2 separate regions of the Homo sapiens genome follow, and region 2 is linked to region 1. A link is an interaction called in ENCODE POLR2A ChIA-PET data of the cell type or tissue named here. Cell type or tissue: PC-9. All regions are shown on one strand. Links, peaks and the distances in the headings refer to the core of each region. The heading gives the core; the rest is flanking DNA. Region 1 overlaps SMG6 (SMG6 nonsense mediated mRNA decay factor). Region 2 has its middle 43 kb from the start of BHLHA9.

Region 1 (17,239 bases), core at 6,799-9,298:
AGGCATGGCAGCGGGCGTCTGTAGCCCAATCTACTTGGGAGGCTGAGGCAGGAGAATGGCATGAACCCGGGAGGCGGAGCTTGCAGTGAGCCGAGATCACGCCACTGCACTCCAGCCTGGGCAACAGAGCAAGACTCCGTCTCAAAAAAAAATAAATTAGCTGGGCATGGTGGTACATGCCTGTAATCCCAACTACTCAGGAGGCTGAGGCACAAGAATCGCTTGAACCCAGGAGGCAGAGGTTGCAGTGAGCCGAGATCGTGCCACTGTACTCTGGCCTGGGCAACAGAGCAAGACTCCGTCTCAAATAATAATAATAAATAATTCTGGGCTGGGTGCGGTGACTAATGCCTATAATCCCAGCACTATGGAAGGCTGAGGCAGGCGGATCACTTGAGGTCAAGAGTTCGAGACCAGCCTGGCCAATATGGTAAAACCCTGTCTCTATTAAAAATACAAAAATTATGGCCGGGCGCAGTGGCTCATGCTTGTAATCCCAGCACTTTGGGAGGCCGAGGCGGGCAGATCACAAGGTCAGGAGATTGAGACCGTCCTGGCTAACACAGTGAAACCCCATCTCTACTAGAAATACAAAAAATTAGCCGGGCGTGGTGGCACATGCCTATAATCCCAGCTATTTGGGAGGCTGAGTCAGGAGAATTGCTTGAACCCGGGAGACGGAGGTTGCAGTAAGCCAAGATCGTGCCACTGCACTCCAGCCTGGGCGACAGAGCAAGACTTCGTCTCAAAAAAAAAAAAAAAAATTAGCCAGGTGGGTGCCTGTAATCCCAGCTACTCAGCAGACTGAGGCAGGAGAATTGCTTGAACCGGGAGACGGAGGTTGCAGTGAGTCGAGGTCACACCTCTGCACTCCATCCAGCCTGGGCAACAGAACGAGATTCTATGTCAAAAAAAAAAAAAAAAAGCTACATTGAGCCAGGCACAGTGGCCCATGCCTATAATCTCAACACTTTATCAGTCTAAGGCAGGAGAATCCCTTCAGTCCAGGAATTCGAGACCAGCTTGGACAACATAGTGAGACCCCCATGACTACAAAAAAATTAAAAAATCAGCCAGACATGGTGGCCTACACCTGTGGTCCCAGCTACTTGCAGCCGTGCACGGCAAGGCTGCAGTGTGCCATGTTTGCACCACTGCACTTCAGCCTGGGCAACAGAGCAAGACCGTTGCTCAAAATTTAAAAAGACAAAAAAAAAAAAAAAAGCTATCTAGATTTAGCTTTTATATTTAGGTCTATGAGACATTGGAAATAAATTTTTTTTTGAGACAGAGTCTCACTCTTACACCCAGGCTGGAGTGCAGTGGCACGATCTTGGCTCACTGCTACCTCTACTCCCCAGGTTCAAGTGATTCTCGTGCCTCAGCCTCCTGAGTAACTGGGACTACAGGTGCACACCACTATGCTTGGCTAATTTTTGTATTTTTAGTAGAGACGGGGTTTCATCATGTTGGCCAGGCTGGTCTCTTAACTCCTGACCTCAAGTGATCTGCCTGCCTCAGCCTCCCAAAGTGCTGGGATTACAGGCATGAGCCACTGCGCCCATTCCTGTTGTTTTGTTTTTTGAGACGGTCTTGCTCTGTCACCTAGGCTAGAATGCAGTGGCAGGGATGACTCACTGCAGCCTCAACCTCCCAGGCTCAAGTGATCCTCCCACCTCAACCTCCCAAGAAGCTGGAACTATAAGCAAGCACCACCACACCTGGCTAATTTTTTAATTTTTTATAGAAATGGGGTCTCACTATGTTTCCCAGGCTGCTCTTGAACTCCTGAACTCAAGTGATCCCCCTGCCTTGGCCTCCCAAAGTGCTGGAATTACAGACATGAGCCAGTGTGCCTGGTCTTCAAATTAATTTTGTATATGGTGTAATATAAGAACTAAAACTTTTTTCCCCCCATATGGATATCAAGTTATATCAGCACTATTTATTGAAAAGGCATTTCTTGCCTCTGCTGGATTGCTTTGGTACTTTTTTTCAAATATCAGATGAGCATATAAGCAGGGGTGTCATGCTTTCTGTTCTTTTTGTTCGTTTTATTTAAAAATTCTTACGACAAACGCTAGAATCCTTATGGGAGTAAGTTTAATTTACGTATCAGTTTTGAGAAAATTGACATCTTAACAACATTTTTCTAGTTTATGAACATAGTATAGCTAGCCTTTTACCTAGGTCTTTTATACTTTTCACTGTACAGGTCTTATACATTGTCTGTTAAGTTTATTCCTAAATACATTTTATTTTTTATGCCATTATAAATGGAATTGTTTCTAAATTGTATTTACCAGTCTTTTGCTGCTAGAATATGAAAATACAATTGACTTTTGTATATTGATGTATCCTTCAATCCTAAAGACATTTTTATTAGAATTTAATCTAGTAGTTATTTGCGCATTATTTGGGATTTTTTGTGTTAAACAATCATGTCATCTGCAAACAGAGGCAGTTCTTTTCCATTTTTATGCTTTCAGCGTTTTTTTTCTTGCCTTAATACAGTGTCTGAGATCTCCACTAGTGAGTTGAAAGGAAATGGTGAGAGCAGGCATCCTTGCTAGGACCACGTATATCTGTGGTCCCAGCTACTTGGGAGGCTGAGGTGAAAGGATCACTTGAGCCCAGGAGGTCAAGGCTGCAGTGAGCCATGTTCACGCTACTGCACTACACACTGGGCGACAGAGAGAGACCCTGTCTCAAAAAAAAAAAAAAATTTAAAAGCCATACTGGTGACTGTCTAGAAGTATTTCATTGTGATTTTTGTTTTGTTTTGCTTTCTTTTTTTGTTGTTGTTCTCATTGTGATTTTAATTTGCATTTCCCTGATGAGTAATGATATTGAGTGCCTTTTCTTCTGCTATTGGCCATTTGAATACCCTCTTCTGGGGAGTGCCTGTTCCTGATTTTTACCCATGTTTTTCTTGGATTCTTTGTCTTTTTTCTTACTGATTTATAGGGTGTTTTTTTTTTCCAGTATTCTGAATATAAGTCCTATGTTGGATAGAAGTATTGAAAATATCTTCTCGCAGTCTGTGGTTCATCTTTTCAGGGTTTTTATTTTTTTGAGGCAGAGTCTCGCTCTGCCGCCCAGGCTGGAGTGCAGTGGCGCAATCTCAGCTCACTGCAACCTCTACCTCCTGGGTTCAAGTGATTCTCCTGCCTCAGCCTCCTGAGTAACTGGGATTACACATGTACCCGCCACCACACCCAGCTAATTTTTGTATTTTTAGTAGAGACGGGGTTTCACCATGTTGGCCAGGCTGGTCTCAAACTCCTGACCTCAAGGAACTCCTGACCTCAAACTCCTGACCCCACCCACCTCAGCCTCCCAAAGTGCTGGGATTACAGGCGTGAGCCACCATGCCCAGCCATCTTTTCAGTATTAATGGTATCTTTTTATGAACACAAATCTTAGTTAAAATAATTTTTTCTTGGTCAGGTACAGTGGCTCATGCCTGTAATCTCAACACTTTGGAAGGCCGAGGCGGGAGGATCCCTTGAGGCCAGGAGTTCAGTACCAGCCTGGGCAACATAGCAAGACCCTGCCTGTACAAAAAAAATAAAAAATAAAAAATAGCTGGGCAGGGTGGCTCATACCCATATGTACCAACTACTCAAGAGGCTGAAGTGGGAAGACTGCTTGGGCCGAGGCAGTTGAGGGTGCAGTGAGCCAAGATCATGCCACTGCACTCTAGCCTGGGCAACACAGCGAGATCCTGTCTCAAAAATAAATAAATGAAATAATAAATAGATATATTTTTATTAAAAGTTAGTGAGTGCTTTTTGTGTCTTATTTAAGAAATGTGGCCAGGCACAGTGACTCACACCTGTAATTCTTGCACTTTGGGGGGCCAGGGTGGGAGGACTGCTTCCATCCATGAGTTCAAGACCAACCTGGCCAATATAGCAAGACCCTGTCTCTAAAATTAAATAAATAATTACCCTGGCATGGTGGTACACGCTTAGCTACTGAAGCAGGAGGATTGCTTGGACCCGGGAGTTCGAGGCTACAGTAAACTATGATCATGCCACTGTACTCCAGCCTAGGGGACAGAGCAAAAACCTGACTTCCCACCTCCCCCGCAAAAAAGAGAAATGTTTGCCTATTCCAAGTGCAACATATTGGAAGGAAGATATTCTTCTGTATTTTGATCTTGAAACTATATTATTTTACCATTCACACTTGGGTCTGTGGTTCATTTTATTGAAAGATCAGTTTTCCCCACTGAACTGCAATGATGCCATGTCATAAGTCAGATGATTATATATGTTTGGGTCTATTTCTATACTGTATCTTCTTCCCCAAAGGTCTATTTATCTCTGCTTGTGCCATTACTATTAAATTTTTAAATATTAGTTTGAAAGTTTCCGAAGTTTGTGCCTGTTTTCACATTGACTCTTCTAGAAAGAGGTTTACCAATTCCTTAGATTGGTATCCTGTTGAACTGCAATACTTTTTTATATGTTAGGTGATTTTTTTTTCATCCTTACTAGGGCCAGTCTATACTTGTTCATATTGAGAGTTTAGATGGGCCTCTTAAGATTTTCAGGTGCAGACAAAGGGAAAAGAGGAACATTTGATTTATACTGCCAGTGTTAAACACTCTGTTTGCTAGAGTAGACTAGGTTTCTCAACCTAATGTTATTCTGGGTTTTTTGCCTTTATTAGAACCCATCCTCCTCAGCTGTGTCTTCCTTCTGCCTCATCTGGCCACCCACACCAGCTATCAGTTAGCAGCCACAAATACCTGCTGTGTTTCCCATCAACCCTGGTAGGATCCAGTTGTGCCCTTCTTTTTTTTTAATTATTTTATTTTATTTTATTTTATTTTATTTTATTTCATTTCATTTCATTTTTTTATTTTATTTTATTTTATTTTATTTTATTTTATTTTATTTTATTTTTGCCCAGGCTGGAGTGCAGTGGCACGATTTCGACTCCACAACCTCCGCCTCCTGGATTGAAGAGATTCTTGTGCCTCAGCCTCCTGAGTAGCTGGGATTACAGGCGCCTGCCACCACGCCCAACTGATTTTTGTATTTTTAGTAGAGATGGGGTTTCACCATGTTGGCCAGGATGGTCTCAAACTCCTGAGCTCAGGTGATCCACCCGCCTTGGCCCCCCAAAGTGCTGGGATTACAGGTGTGAGCCACCGCGCCTGGCCCCTGTGCCCTTCCAACTGCATCACAACCCACCTTGGTTCTTGTCTTAGTTGCCCCAAGATAAGGGTATTAATGTGGTACTGCCGCTAAGGTCTCATCTGTATTCTTACTCAGCCTGAAAAGGGTTGAACATCAGTTGTCCTTTTTCTCACTCCAGTTCCACCCACTGTTAGACTTGCAGACAGTTTCCCAAAGTTTCTGGTATGGGGTTGCCTAGTACTGATGGATGCTTTCTTCATTTTTATTTATTTATTTATTTTTAGTCATTTCAATGGGAAACTGGAAGGATAGAAGAGAAGCATATGCTTAATGTCATTCTGATTAAACAAATCAATGTTAGTTTTGTTTTCATTTTGGGGAGTATTTTTTGTTTTGTTTTGGGATGGAGTCCCACTCTGTCACCCAGGCTGGAGTGCAATGGCGCAATCTAGGCTCACTGCAACCTCTGCCTCCTGGGTTCAAGCTATCCTCCTGCCTCAGCCTCCCAAGTAGCTGGGATTACAGGCATGCGCCACCGTGCCCAGCTAATTTTTGTATTTTTTTAGTAGAGACGGGGTTTCGCCATGTTGGCCAGGCTGGTCTTGAACTCCTGACCTCAGGTGATCCGCCTGCCTCGGCCTCCCAAACTGCTGAGATTACAGGCGTGAGCCACCGTGCCTGGCCTCAATGCTAGTTTTTAAGAAATGAGTTTCTAGCCTTCCAGATTGAAATACTTGGAAGGTCATTGTTCATTTGATAAAGGTAGGCATTGGACTTAGATTGTGCTTTCATGGGTTTATATGCATGGGTTTGTTACTTCATAACTAGTTCCACCACTCTCGTGTGACACTCAGGAGGAGATAATTTAGTGATTTCATGAAGATGCTCCTTAAGTCTTTCTGTGTTGGGTCTCAACCCTGTAGGCTGGATATTAATAGGGACCATACCCCAAAGGTCCAGGAAAGGAAAGGTGAAAATAATAAGATCTCCAGAATGGAGTAGGAGTGATGGTTTTGAGGCCATGGGTTTTAGATGATCTAGCTGTTTGCTTTCATTTGATAAGAATGCCATATAGCTCACTTGGCAGCTGTGTAAGAGAAAGCAGTCCTGATAACCCAGAGACCCATTTAAGAATTGTGTGCTCTCGTGGAGCCAGCACCCTTTCCCAAGCCGGCTTTGTTCAAGACCCAGCTGGAGAGCAGGGATGTGTGCTGTATTCTTTGTAACCCTAGTGCATGTTATAATGTTCAGGAATTGGTAAGCAAATGAGTATTCATTTAGAAATTGGGCCTTAGGCCCAGCATAGTGGCTCATGCCTGTTACCCAAGCACGCTGTGAGGCCGAGGCGGGTGGATCACTTGAGCCCAGGAGTTCGAGTCCAATCTGGGCAAATAGGCCCTATCTCTACAAAAAATAAAAAAAAAAATTGGCCAGGCATGGTGGCACACGCCTGCAATGCTAGCTGTTCACTAATCAGGAGGCTGAAGTCGCGGGGAGGATCACTGGAGCCTGGGAGGCTGGGAGATGGAGGCTGCAGTAAGCCTTGATCATGCCACTGCACTCCAGCCTGGGTGACAGAGCAAGACTCTGTCTCTTAAAAAAGAAAATAAAAGGCTGGGAACAGTGGCTCACACCTGTAATCCCAGCACTTTGGGAAGCTGAGGCCAGTAGATCACTTGAGCTCAGGAGGTCAAGACCAGCCTGGTTAACATGGTGAAACCCCATCTCTACCAAAAATACAAAAATTAGTCAGGCATGGTGACGCATGTCTGTGGTCCCAGCTACTCAGGAGGCTGAGGCAGGGGGATTGCTTGAGCCTGGGAGGCAGAGGTTGCAGTGAGCTGTGATTGCGCCACTGCACTCTAGCCTGGGTGGCGGAGTGAGAGTCTGTCTCAAAAAAAAAAAAAAAAAAAAGTTTGGAGCTCATTACACCTGGCTTTTATTGTTTGCTGTTTTGCTTTTTAATATAGCTAAAGTATGCAGATTTATTTAGCTTTAAGTTTTGTTCTCAATTCCCTAGTGGAAAAAAAAAAGCACCAAAAAAATTCAATTTTTACATTTCAATTCAAATGCAAGAACTTGGAACAGACCATTGCCTTTTATTTATTTATTTATTTATTTATTTATTTATTTATTTATTTATTTTTTATTTTATTTTTTTTGAGACAGAGTCTTGCTCAGTCACCCAGGCTGGAGTGCAGTGGCACGATCTCGGCTCACTGCAACCTCCGCCTCCCGGGTTCATGCCATTCTCCTGCCTCAGCCTCCCGAGTAGCTGGGACTCCAGACGCCCGCCACGACGCCTGGCTAATTTTTTTTTTGTATTTTTAGTAGAGACGGGGTTTCACCATGTTAGCCATGATGGTCTCGATCTCCTGACCTCGTGATCCACCCGCCTCAGCCTCCCAAAGTGCTGGGATTACAGGCGTGAGCCACCGCGCCCGGCCGACTTTTTTTTTTTTAAGAGGGAAGCGGTAATAGGAAATTTAATCAGGAAGATTTCTAAGCTTCAATTGTAAAGATACCTCCTTTTCCCAAGAGTTAGGCCTAATGAAGACTATACCTACCAGTACGGAGGGGGAGGGGATAAATCACAACTAAAGACCTTGGCACTTCTGTAAGAAATTTAAATAACAGGCAGACATATAGAGATTTGTAAATATGTACTTGCTGCCAGATAAACCACAGGGAAGATACTGTATTTGTGGTCCAGGGAAGTTTAAATATTTGTGGTCAAACTTAAAATTCAACGTAAAACTCTCATCTGTGATGGAAACTTTCCAGAAACTGCATGGAGCGGGTGTGCAAGCTGCATAAACTCTCAAAGGCCTCTCCTCTCACCAGGCTGAGCTGGAAAAGCCTGTTCTCCTTCCTTCAAACTGTGTAGCTAACAAGCCCTTCGATCAGAGAAGGAACTCCTTGATGCTCCAGCCACCACCCAAGAAACCCGCTCTAAGGACCTTTCGGGCCAGGCACAGTAGCTCATGCCTGTAATCCCAGCACTTTAAGAGGCCAAGGCCGGAGGATCCCTTGAACCTAGGAGTTCAAGGCCAGTCTGGGCAATATAGGGAGACCCCGTTTCTATAAAAAATTAGCCAGGCGTGGTGGCAGGCGCCTGTGGTCCCAGCTACTTGGGAGGCTGAGGTAGAAGGATCGCTTGAGCCCAGGAGGTCGAGGCTGCAGTGAGCTATGATCACACCACTGTACTGCAGCCTGGGCAACAGCGAGATCCTGTGATCTCAGAGGACCTCTTTGAGCGAGATAAGAAAGGACCTCTCTTTTTTGTGGCTTGCACCTTCAAGTCTGATCAAATATTACCTTTCTTAGGGTCTTCTATTCACCATCTTATATAAAATAGCAATACTCTTCCCCACCCTGCCGCTCTCTGTCTCCCTTACCCAACTTTTTTTCACAGTACTTCCCACTACTGTCTGCTTATTTGATTCTCAGTCTCAGAAAAATGTTTTAAGTTCCATGGGAACAGGAGCATTGTTTTATTCACTGCTGTATTCCTGGTGGTTTGAATAGGGCCTGCCACACCATAGCATGTGCTTAATAAATATTTATTGAATTTCAGTAGAATACATTTAGAACTCAGACTGTGAGATCAGCCTGAAACACCTCAGATATCTTACTTTGTGTTCTGTGAGGCTCTACGAGCTCCTCTGATAAGGAAACTGGCACTGAAGGTGGGCGTAGCGGCCTTCAGATGTACCAGGCAGCTCTTGCCGTAACACCTATAGCCTACACATCGAAATGGAATTGGAGCCGCTTAATTTTCACAGTAAATACATATATAGCACTCTTTGTTTCTGGCCTTCAAATTTGTTGATGACCCTCCTGATATTGATTCCTCTGGGGTGGGAGCTCTTTCTGGGCAGCGTGCAGACTGGAGCACATGTATATACTTTGCACATTATTTTGCCCAACTTTTTGTCATTTGAGACCCTGCTTGGCTGGGGAGACTGTTGTTGCTGACCTCTCCCAGGCCTGTTGGACTTGATGATGACTGATGGACTTGAGCACCTCATCAGGGTCTTTCTTCCGTCTGCTTTCCTTTGCTGCTTCCGCCAGATCTTTCCATCAGTCCCCCCAACACAGAGTGCTTTATTGTTGATGATCCTTAGTATTTGGCATGAAATGTGCTTCACAAATGATGTTGATTATCTTTAAAATACCGTGTGTGTGCGTGTGCGTGTGTCATAGTATATCACCACTTACATAAATGTATCTATAAAAGGCATAGAGAGAGCTCGTAGTTAATCACATATGTCAGTAAATGCAGAACTATCTCTGAAGAACATACCAGAAACTCGCAACAGGGCCTAAAAATCAAAGGTGGGAAGGTTTTGTTTTTAAAATTCGGCCTTTGTATTGCTTTTTTTCACCATGTGCCATGTTTCTGAACTCCACGTTACTAAGCAGCTTTGGCTTCAGTTTGGCCTGGTACTTGATTCTGAGATGCCACCATATCTCATTGAACTCCTTTGGTACTTTGTCAGCAGCAAGAGTGACTTTAGCTTAAGTAACAGAATTAAGTGACAGCTTTTAGTTCTGTGTTGTCTTTTTTTTTTTTTTTTTTTTTTTTGAGATGGAATCTCACTCTGTCGCCCATACTGGAATGCAGTAGTGCAATCTCTGCTCACTGCAACCTCTGCCTCCGGGTTCAAGCAATTCTCATGCCTCAGCCTCCCAAGTAGTTGGGACTGCAGACGTGCACCACCACGCCTGGCTAATTTTTGTATTTTTAGTAGAAACAGAGTTTTGCCATGTTGGTCTTGAACTCCTGAGCTCAGGTGATCCACCCACCTTGGCCTCCCAAAGTGCTGCGACTACAGGTGTGAGCCACTGCGTCTGCCCTTGTGTTGTCAATTTTTTTAAAGTTTAGGGTGTATATAGGTTTCTCTAGTATAGGCTGGTCCAGAAATTTTGTCTCTGTTTTGTCAGTATAAAGCACTGAAACTATACTTCAAAGTAGTTTATAATGGTTTGCGTGTCTATATGTGTTCTTCAAAAGTAGAGTAAGCAGCACGTAGTTATTGGATTCCTGTCTCTAATCCTATTCTTAATCTACTGCCTTGAAAATATTTAATAAAGAATGAGAAAGGCCATGCACGGTGGCTCACACCTGTAATCCCAGCACTTTGAGAGGCTGAGGCAGGCGGATCACTTGAGGCCAGCAATTCAAGACCAGGCTGGCCAACATGGCGAAACCCTGTCTCTACTAAAAATACAAAAATTAACCAGGCGTGGTGGCACGCGCCTATAATCACAGCTACTTACGAGGCTGAGGCACGAGAATCACTTGAACCCAGGAGGTGGAGGTTGGAGTGAGCCAAGATTGTGCCACCGCACTCCAGCCTGGGTGACAAAGCAAGTCTCCATCTCAAAAAAAAAAAGAGAGACATATATTCTAACAGCAGCTTTTTGGTCTCTTTTTCAAATCCTGTGAGAATATACTACATAGACTTGGTAATCAGGAATGGATCAGATGAGATACTGTCAACTCTAATGCTATTTTGCCAGGACAACCTGCAGAAAAATACATCTTCCTGTTCTAGATAGATGTCATAGCCTTTATTATGCTCTGTGCTAGTCATGAGAAAACGCCAGATAATTAATGTATTGTCTCTGGGGTTGAGTTTACTCTCTGAAAAATGGGGATGACATTAGTTATTTCATAAGATTTTAGTAAGGATTAAATGAGATAAAATAAGTGAAAATGCCTAGGTTTTTTTGCTCTGTCGCCCAGGCTGGAGTGCAGTGGTGTAATCCTCAACTCACTGCAACCTCCAACTCCTGGATTCAAGTGATTCTACCACCTCAGCCTCCCGAGTAGCTGCGATTACAGGCGCCCGCCACCATGCGCGACTAATTTTTTTATATTTTTAGCAGAGACGGGTCTTCGCTGTATTGGCCAGGCTGTTCTCAAACTCCTAACCCTCAGGTGATCCACCCACCTTGGCCTCCCAAAGTTCTGGAATTAAAGGGATGAGCCACCACACCTGGCTCAGAATTTTTTTATTATTATTATTATCTGAGACAGAGTCTCGCTTTGTGGCCCAGGCTGGAGTGCAGTGACACAATCTCGGCTCACTACAACCTCTGCCTCCCAGATTCAAGCAATTCTTCTGCCTCAGCCTCCTGGGTAGCTGGGACTGCAGGTGTGCACCTGCAGGTTTGCAGGCGTGGGCCTGGTTAATTTTTGTATTTTTAGTAGAGACAGGGTTTCACTATGTTGGCCAGGCTGGTCTCGAACACCTGACCTCAAGTTACCCGCCCGCCTCGGCCTTTCAAAGGCCTGGGATTACAGGCGTGAGTCACTGCGCCTGGCAAGATTTTTAAAAATGAAAGTTTCAATATGTGTTTTCATAGTGGACGCTGGGGATTGGAGAGTGGCTAAGAAGACTCCAAAGAGGTCCAGTTACAACTCAGTCACACATCAGATTCCCATGTCTCCTTCTGGATCATCCTGTAGTTTCTATAGCTGTTTTCTGTAATTCATGCAAATTCTCTGTAATCCTTCATTTCCGTTTTCTACCCACTTAGCTGTTGCCATTATTTTGAGGCATTGGATGTAAAAAACAAAACAAAACAAAAAAAAACCTGTTAGATTTATCTTGTAGGCTAAGGCTCAGAAATTGGGCAAGGTTCAGGTAGCTTTTCAGAAGGCGAGGCAGGTGTGCTTAGTTACACTATTCCAAGATTCTCCCAGAAATAGAACTCTAAAGTGAGGACTTGGGTGCCCTTGAAGGAGAACAACAAAATACCATTTTGGAAATAAAATTCTGCTGTCCTGGGTGTTCCAGCCCCTCCCATGCTGGCCTCCTTTCGGCACCATTCCTTTCTGCAGTCCCACCCCGCTTGGCCCTGGCACGCAGTCCCATGAACATGCCACCTGCCTTCTCTCTCTCTCTGGCCCCATCCATTGGCTGTTCAGTTTATTTTTTCCACATCCTCACCCTCTTCCAGCTCCAAGTTAAATAACCCTCACAGATGGCTTGTTCCATCAGAGCTGTTTAAGAACACAGAGCAGTGAACTAGTGCCCAGAGGAGCTGCCCCAGCCCAAGACTGCCCTTCCTATGGAGGCTCAAGACAACTGTGTCATCAGCTACCTAGAGGCCCAGAGACAGTGAGCAGAAAGGCTGGCAGGTTGGGTGGTAGAATGTCTGTTTAACACTATAATCCTCTAGCAGCTAACAACTAGTTCTCACTTAGATTTACAAGTCAGAACCAGGAGCCAGATACACTGCATACTCCATTTTCCATAGAAGACATAGTACTTCGTAGCTGGCATTTCTCCCCCACTTTTTTACAGCATGGAAACCCAACAGGAAATGACAGTCCCCATTTGTGTTTGGGATCATGGTTTCAGTCCTTAGTGAACCTCTTCATGAACTCCCGAGAGGTCTAGATCCCTGCCCTGCCTGACCCAAAGGGCAGGATTTCCAGCTGTCAGCACACCCATGGGAAGACAGGGAACTTCACATGCCTATTAGGAATCCTGCATAGAGTCTGGGCACAGTGGCTCACACCTATAATCCCAGCACTTTGGGAGGCCAAGGTGGGCAGATCACCTGAGGTCAGGAGTTCAAGACTAGCATGACCAACATGTCAGGCTAAAATACTAAACTACTAAGTACTGAAATACTAAACGTCTCTACTAAAAATACAAAACTCAGCCAGGCGTGGTGGCACATGCCTGTAATCCCAGCTACTTGGGAGACTGAGGCAGGAGAATTGCTAGAACCCGGGAGGCGGAGGTTGCAGTGAGCCGAGATCGCACAATTGCATTCCAGCCTGGGCGACAAACCGAGACTCTGTCTCAAAAAAAAAAAAAAAATTCCTGCCTAGAGAGAAGATCCCAGAATTTCTTTCACTCTTTCTTTCCTGTCAGCAGGGACACGGAGGTTTCCTGTCTGCCTTGTCATCAGCTTTGAAACATTTTCCTCCTGCATTCCCCCATATATGTAGTGGCCTGTAAGCTTTGCCCCCTTCATGTTCCCAGCATCCTCCTTCCCTCTCTCATAATCGGCTGGGTCTGGTTAATTTTGCCCTTGTGACAGGACAGCCTTTCCCTTGTCCTCGGAGTTATTCCTGTGGGACATAAGACCTCTCTGGTCATGGTCTCCCTCTCTTTCCCTTCCTTCTTGCCCTTTCCTCTCTAACTATAGCCTTTGTAAATAGACTCCTCTGAGGTCACCGAGGAATGGTAGTATGTGCCTTTGCTGCTATAGGACTCTCTTTTCCCCCAGTAAGCAGAGTTCCCTTGAGAGACCCCCCTCCCTTCCTTTATTAAAAGGCACGTTGGTGGCTTATCTGCTTGAACTCTGGCATAACAGGGCATGGAACAATGGCATGTGCAGAGTGCTTTGGCCAAAGGGAAATTAACTTTGAGCCAGAGACAGCAGTTTGAAGAAACTTCCCTTAGTAAGAAAAGAGACAAGAAGAAAAGTGATGGGGTGGAAAGGGAAAATTCTATGGCAGAGAAGGTCTCCCTGAGAACTCAATCAGAAATCAGTATCTCCTCCTTAAGCCTGGTTTTTCCACTGAGAAGTAAACTATTATTCTCTCTTCTCCTCCTTCATACCTTCTCCAAGATCAAGCGTTGCCAGATAAGTAACACACCCTGTTGCTTGCAAAGTAAAAGTTACTTGGATTGACAGATTTGTGGAGCCTTTGGGTGCCAAGTATCAGGAGGGAGCTTTGATTTCCATTTTCCTGTCTTCATGATGGACTTTACTCTTTACATTCAGTAGAAAAGTTCAAGGCTGTGGTGCAGACAACTTTCAGAGGTTACCCACATATAGGTCTTAAAACTTAACATCTGGCAGTTACTAGTTTCCTATATTCATTCAGCTCATCAAGTATTCAGCTGAGGTTTTGCCCATATTATGTCCAGTGAAATGAAATGAATCTAAGTGATAGAACTCTTTTTAGGGCAGGTATCCTGAGAAATTTTAAATTTCAGTATTTCTTTTCTTGCCTGTAGCTTAGCCAAGCACCCATTCAATTTGTGTTCCTCTAAAGGCAAATTCGTCAGAACTGTTTCTTCTGTCCTGAGGGCCTTTAGGCTACTGCTGAGTCTGGGCAAGTGTTATTTATTTATTTATTTATTTATTTTTGAGACAGAGTTTTGCTCTTGTTGCTCAGGCTGGAGTGCAGTGGCGCGGTCTTGGCTCACTGCACTCTCCGCCTCCCAAGTTCAAGCAATTCTGCCTTAGCCTCCCAGGTAGCTGGGATTACAGGCACCTGCCACCACGCCCGGCTAATTTTTGTATTTTTAGTAGAGATTGGGTTTCACCATGTTGGCCAGGCTGGTCTCAAACTCCTGACCTCAGGTGATCCACCCACCTTGGCCTCCCAAAGTGCTGGGATTACAGGTGTGAGCCACCACGCCCGGCTGAGTGTAATATTTTTTAAGTGAGAAAGACTTGAAGTAGGCTGAGTGCAGTGGCTCACGCCTGTAATCCCAGCACTTTGGGAGGTCGAGGCGGGAGGATTGCTTGAGTCCAGGAGTTTGAGAGCAGCCTGGGTAACATGGTGAGACCCCATCTCTACAAAAAAAAAAAAAAAAAAAAAAAATTAGCTGGGTGTGGTGGTGCATACCTGTAGTCCTAGATGTTCAGGAGGCTGAAGTGGGAGGATCACTTGAACCTGGGAGGTTGAGGCTGCAGTGAGCCAAGATCACACCATTGCACTCAGCCTGGGCAACAGAGTGTGACCTTGTCTCCCAAAAAAAAAGATGACTTGAAGTAGAGACCTTTCCCTATACTCTTTGTGAAAGTGCCATTACCTTCATAAGAGGCCATATTATAATATAATGAACTGAGCACAAACTTTGGAGTAAGACAAATCTGGGTTCAAAGCCCAGCTTCATCACTTCATCACTTGCTTTTTCTGAGCTTTAGTTTCCTCTTCCTGTCTCACAGGATTACCATGATAATCAAATGAAATAACATAATTCCTAGTAACCATCTGTCACCACTTCATCTACACCACAGCTTTCCCAGTAAAATGGGATATTTAGGCCACCAAGAAAGCGTGATCAATGAAAATTGCAGAGGAAGTAAGATGCTAACTTGCTCTACCTGCCACTACCCTGAACCTTTTTTTTTTTCAACCCCCTTAACCTCTTTAAAGAGCTTCTGGCATGCTCATGGGTTTTTCTTTCTAGAACTTTCCCTGCCCTGAATTTGTTCAGTATGCATTGTCACTTGTGAGGACTTCTTTTCACAATAAATACCCAAGTGCTTTAGAATGTCTGGATGGTGGCCAGGCACAGTGGCTCAAGCTTGTAATCCCAGCAATTTGGGAAGCTGAGGCAGACGGAACCCTTGAAATCAGGAATTCGTGACCTGCCTGGCCAACATGGTGAAACCCTGTCTGTACTAAAAATACAAAAATTAGCCAGGTGTGGCCGGGCGCGGTGGCTCACGCCTGTAATCCCAGCACTTTGGGAGGCCGAGGTGGGCGGATCACGAGGTCAGGAGATCAAGACCATCCTGGCTAACATGGTGAAACCCCGTCTCTACTAAAAATACAAAAAATTAGCCGGGCGAGGTGGTGGGCGCCTGTAGTCCCAGCTACTCGGGAGGCTGAGGCAGGAGAATGACTTGAACCTGGGAAGCAGAGGTTGCAGTGAGCTGAGATCGTGCCATTACACTCCTGCCTGGGCTACAGAACAAGATTCCAACTGAAAAAAAAAAAAAAAGAATGTGTTGATGGTGATTCTCCTGGAAGTCAAGCCTGCTTTCTCTGTGCCATCACAGAGGTGTTGCTGGCAGACTAATCTTGAGACGACTTCTTACCTCTTTGCACCAAGGCTCTTATTAAGGGGTCTTTCCTGACTTTAGATCCGGTGATGAGTTAGCCCAAAAGAGTGTGCTCAGTCTCCTATAGGGCTCACAGGTTTGGCTTATACCCTCCAAGTGGCCCAATGGGAGCTACAGGGTGTTGGAGGTGGTCATGGGAAAGAAACAGCTCACAAGAAGAGCGTGGGGCGAGAGCCAGCCGTTCCCCACTGCCTGCTGGAGCAAGCTCAGTGAGGCCGCTGACAAGAGTCCTCAGAACACTAAACAGGTGATTAAAACATCAGTATAAGTCTTTCCAAGCTTCACAGAAAGCCAAAAACTTAGTTTGGACAGCAACAGAAATTTTCCGCTCTGTAGCTTTATAAACTGGTCCGCTGTTTCTTCCTCTGCTCTGTGGCCAGAGGGGAGCTCTGTGCTAATGATTCCATAAAACCCTCCAAGTCTTCCTGAGTGGCTTATCATATGAGAGTAACCTATACCACCCTTTTCCATCAGAGTAATCTCTAGCCTCTCACTGTTAGTTCGCATTCTGAATCTTTAACCCTTCCAAAAAGGCCAAGCCCAGCTCTTGGCACTGTCCCCTATGACAGAGCTGAGCTCCTCCATCAAGCTCAGTGGCAGAACGATCCTTTCCTCCTTTCCAAGATGACTGCCCAGAATCACAGAAACCTGTAAGAATGGAAAGAGAGTAATCCCAATTCTGGGCATTCACCCAAAAGATTTGAAATCAGTTGGTTGAAGAGATGTCTGGACTCCCAGGTTCACTGCAGCATTAGTCACAATAACCAAGTTATGGAATTAGTCTGAGTGTCCATCAACAGATGAATGGATAAAGAAAAGGTGGGACATACACACAATGGAGTACTATTTGGCCTTTAAAAAGAAATTCTGTTGTTTTCAGCAACATGGGTGGAATTGAAGAGCATTATGCTGAGTGAAATAAGCCAGGCACGGAAAGACACATACCATATGTTCTCACTTACATGTAGAATCTGAAAGAGTCCAGCTCATAAAAGCAGAGAGTAGGATGGTGGCTACAGAGGCTGGGAAATGGGGAGATGATGGTCAAAGGGTTCAAAGCGTCAGTTCCATGGGAGAAAGATGGGTGTGTGTTTTTCTGAGATCTGTTGAACAGCATGGTGAGCATAAAAATACAGCACTGTACATTTAAAATTGCTTTAAGAGGTCAGACGTGGTCACTCACAACTGTAATCCCAACATTTTGCGAGGCTGAGGCAGGATGATCACTTGACACCAGGAGCTCAAACCAG
Region 2 (2,500 bases), core at 1-2,500, 880 kb after region 1:
CTTCTTAGAAGGCGGCGCCCGGCCTCTTGGCTTTCTAGGAGTCTGGGAGCAAGAGGGCAAGGGGAGGCTTAGGCCCATCTCGTTTTCCGGCTGGCCTGGTGCCCAGAGACCATGTCTAGTCCAGCGTCTTCACTGGATAAAAGAGGAAACCGAAGCTCAGAAAGATTAAGTGCTCGTTGGGGTGAGCTGAGACCTTCACCGGGTCTCCTGTCATCTCTCTCCCCTCGCATCTGCTCTCTTTTCTGAGGACAGGGCCTGATCTTAGTCATCTTTGAACCCCCTTCTGGTAGTATGCACGGTGCTTTGCAGCAGTCAAAGCTCAACGCATAATGGCTGAATAAATGATTGCCTGGAATTGAGCGTCCACCGAGCTCTTTCTAGGTCAGGGAGTGGGAATGGGGCTAAGGAGGAGAGGTCAGGTGGGGATGGGGGTGGCGTGGGAGCCCTTTGCTGTGTCTGTGAACTGTCACGGTCTCCTCAGCCACGCGGAAAGCAGCACACTGGTGGTGTCCGGTTGGGTCAAGCTGCAACCAGGAATTTAAGATGCCTTCCTGCTCAGTGAAGGAGGAAAAAAAATCATTGATGCTGGGATTGTTCCAAAATCTCCATTATTAGATTTTATCTGGATGAGTTTGCATTTGAATGAAAAACTGTCCACTTTGCTAAAAGCACAGTTGGAAGGTCCATCAAGTCATCTGTTTTGATCAATTACACTTATTCCTTAGCAAAGATTGGCTGTGTTTCCCACAGGCAATGCTCTTGCCGCCCATGCTGGTAACATTTTTATATGTCTCTTTAACTTAAGGGAAGAGCCTGAAGATTTCACCCTAGTGCCAAGTTCCAAATGCCCTTGGTGGAGGCTACCCAACTGGCCCCAGCTGCTTCAGAGCTGGCTGCAATCCTGTCTCCCCCCAGACCCACATCTGTCACCCTCCCCGGGGTGCCCAGTACACTAGGCTTTTCCCAGGGAGTGATTTTTATTTCTGTGAGTCGTCGCCTGTCTCCCTTAGGACACTCTAGCACATAGGGCACCTTGATGCACGTTAGAAATCGGCGCTGCCCCTGGGAATTGCAAAAGATGCTCCCCTCTGGGTGGACCAATGATAACAAGAGTCACCTTCCTCAGGACTACAGACGTGAGCTGGGGCACGTGTCTGGCACTCACGGCTTTGGCTAGTGATGCCTGGGCTAGATTTCAGGTGCCATTCCAGCCCCCTCTGCAGGGCAAGCTCCTGTGGCACACTGCACAGCTACATGTTCGGGTTCTGCCTCTGTCTCCAAAGCCTCCTCGTGAGGAAGTGAGTGGGGGGTGGACTTGCACTTGGTTACATGCATGCACACATAAATGCATAGCAGCACATGTATATACATGGTACACTGCCACATACATGCATGCACACATATACACACACACCTGCACACGTATACACATGGTACACTGTCACATGCATGCACACACACGCACAGCAGCACATGTATATACGTGACACACTGCCACATACATGCATGCACACACACACACCTGCACATGTAAACACATGGCATACTGTCACATACATACATGCACACATTCACACCTTCACATGTACATACATGCACACACACCTGCATATGTACATGTGCACAGTGCCACATAAATGCATGCACACACATACCTGCACACCTGCACACGTATGTACATGGCACACTGTCACATACATGCATGCACACACATGCACACCTACACGTATACACATGGCACAGTGCCACATACATGCATGCACACACATACACACCTGCACACGTATATACATGGCACACTGCCACATACATGCATACACAGACACCTGCACATGTACATACATGTGCACACTGCCACATACATGTGTGCACACACAATCTAGGAGAAAGAGCCCTCAAGCATACAGGGAGGCATTAGAGTGGAGCGATTAAGGGAAGGCGTTTTCGCACTGTGGGAAACAGCTCATTGAAATTAGTGCAGTTGGCAACAGAAGCACCCGGGCGGTCTTCCTTGGCCACCCTTGTCCTTTGTTGCTTCATTTTTCTCTACAGCATTCCCCAAATTACCACCGTGGATGCTGCAATTTTGCATGTGGGTCTTATTCACTGTCTCCCTCCAGTCAAACGCAAGCTCCAGGCAGGCAGGGGTTTTTCTCTCTCAAGATGAGTGCATTGGACACGGCGAGTATTATTCTGTTTTTGGACTCCGTTTCGGTTCTATGCGGACGCGTATGTGTACACTGGGAGCTGATGTAGAATGTATTTCTTGCTGTGAGATGAACAAAAAGGTTTGAAAACACGGAATTAAACCATGTTTCTGAAGCTAGACTGCCTGTGTGACATTGGGAGAAGTTATTTGACTTTTCTGAGCCTGAGTCCCCTCATCTGTAAACTGAGGCTAATAAGCACCTCTTCTCTCCTGCTGTTGATATGAGAAATAAATGGGTCATATTTCTAAAGCGTTTTGGACGGGTCCTGGCACGTAGGAAGCACCCATAAG

The links. ChIA-PET counts read pairs that join two places held together with the same protein. Peaks named below come from ENCODE experiments on the same cell type or tissue, not always from the same donor. Only the 100,000 strongest peaks of a DNase experiment are listed, where the experiment ranks them.
Region 2: POLR2A ChIA-PET joins it to region 1 with 24 read pairs; 2 of 35 experiments call an interaction of 5 or more read pairs at or near these places.

The regions. Positions count from the first base shown.
Region 1 is chr17:2,102,584-2,119,822 of GRCh38, reverse strand. The region is part of intron 13 of SMG6 (SMG6 nonsense mediated mRNA decay factor); the gene reads left to right. Among named protein-coding and RNA genes, the nearest start is that of SMG6-AS1, 21 kb to the right of the region's middle. In PC-9, for the core only: no CTCF peak of the experiment used is centred there; a DNase peak (open chromatin) is centred at 7,972; H3K27ac peaks cover 994 bases.
Region 2 is chr17:1,225,719-1,228,218 of GRCh38, reverse strand. It overlaps a transcript of ABR not described here. Among named protein-coding and RNA genes, the nearest start is that of BHLHA9, 43 kb to the left of the region's middle. In PC-9, for the core only: no CTCF peak of the experiment used is centred there; no DNase peak of the experiment used is centred there; H3K27me3 peaks cover 391 bases.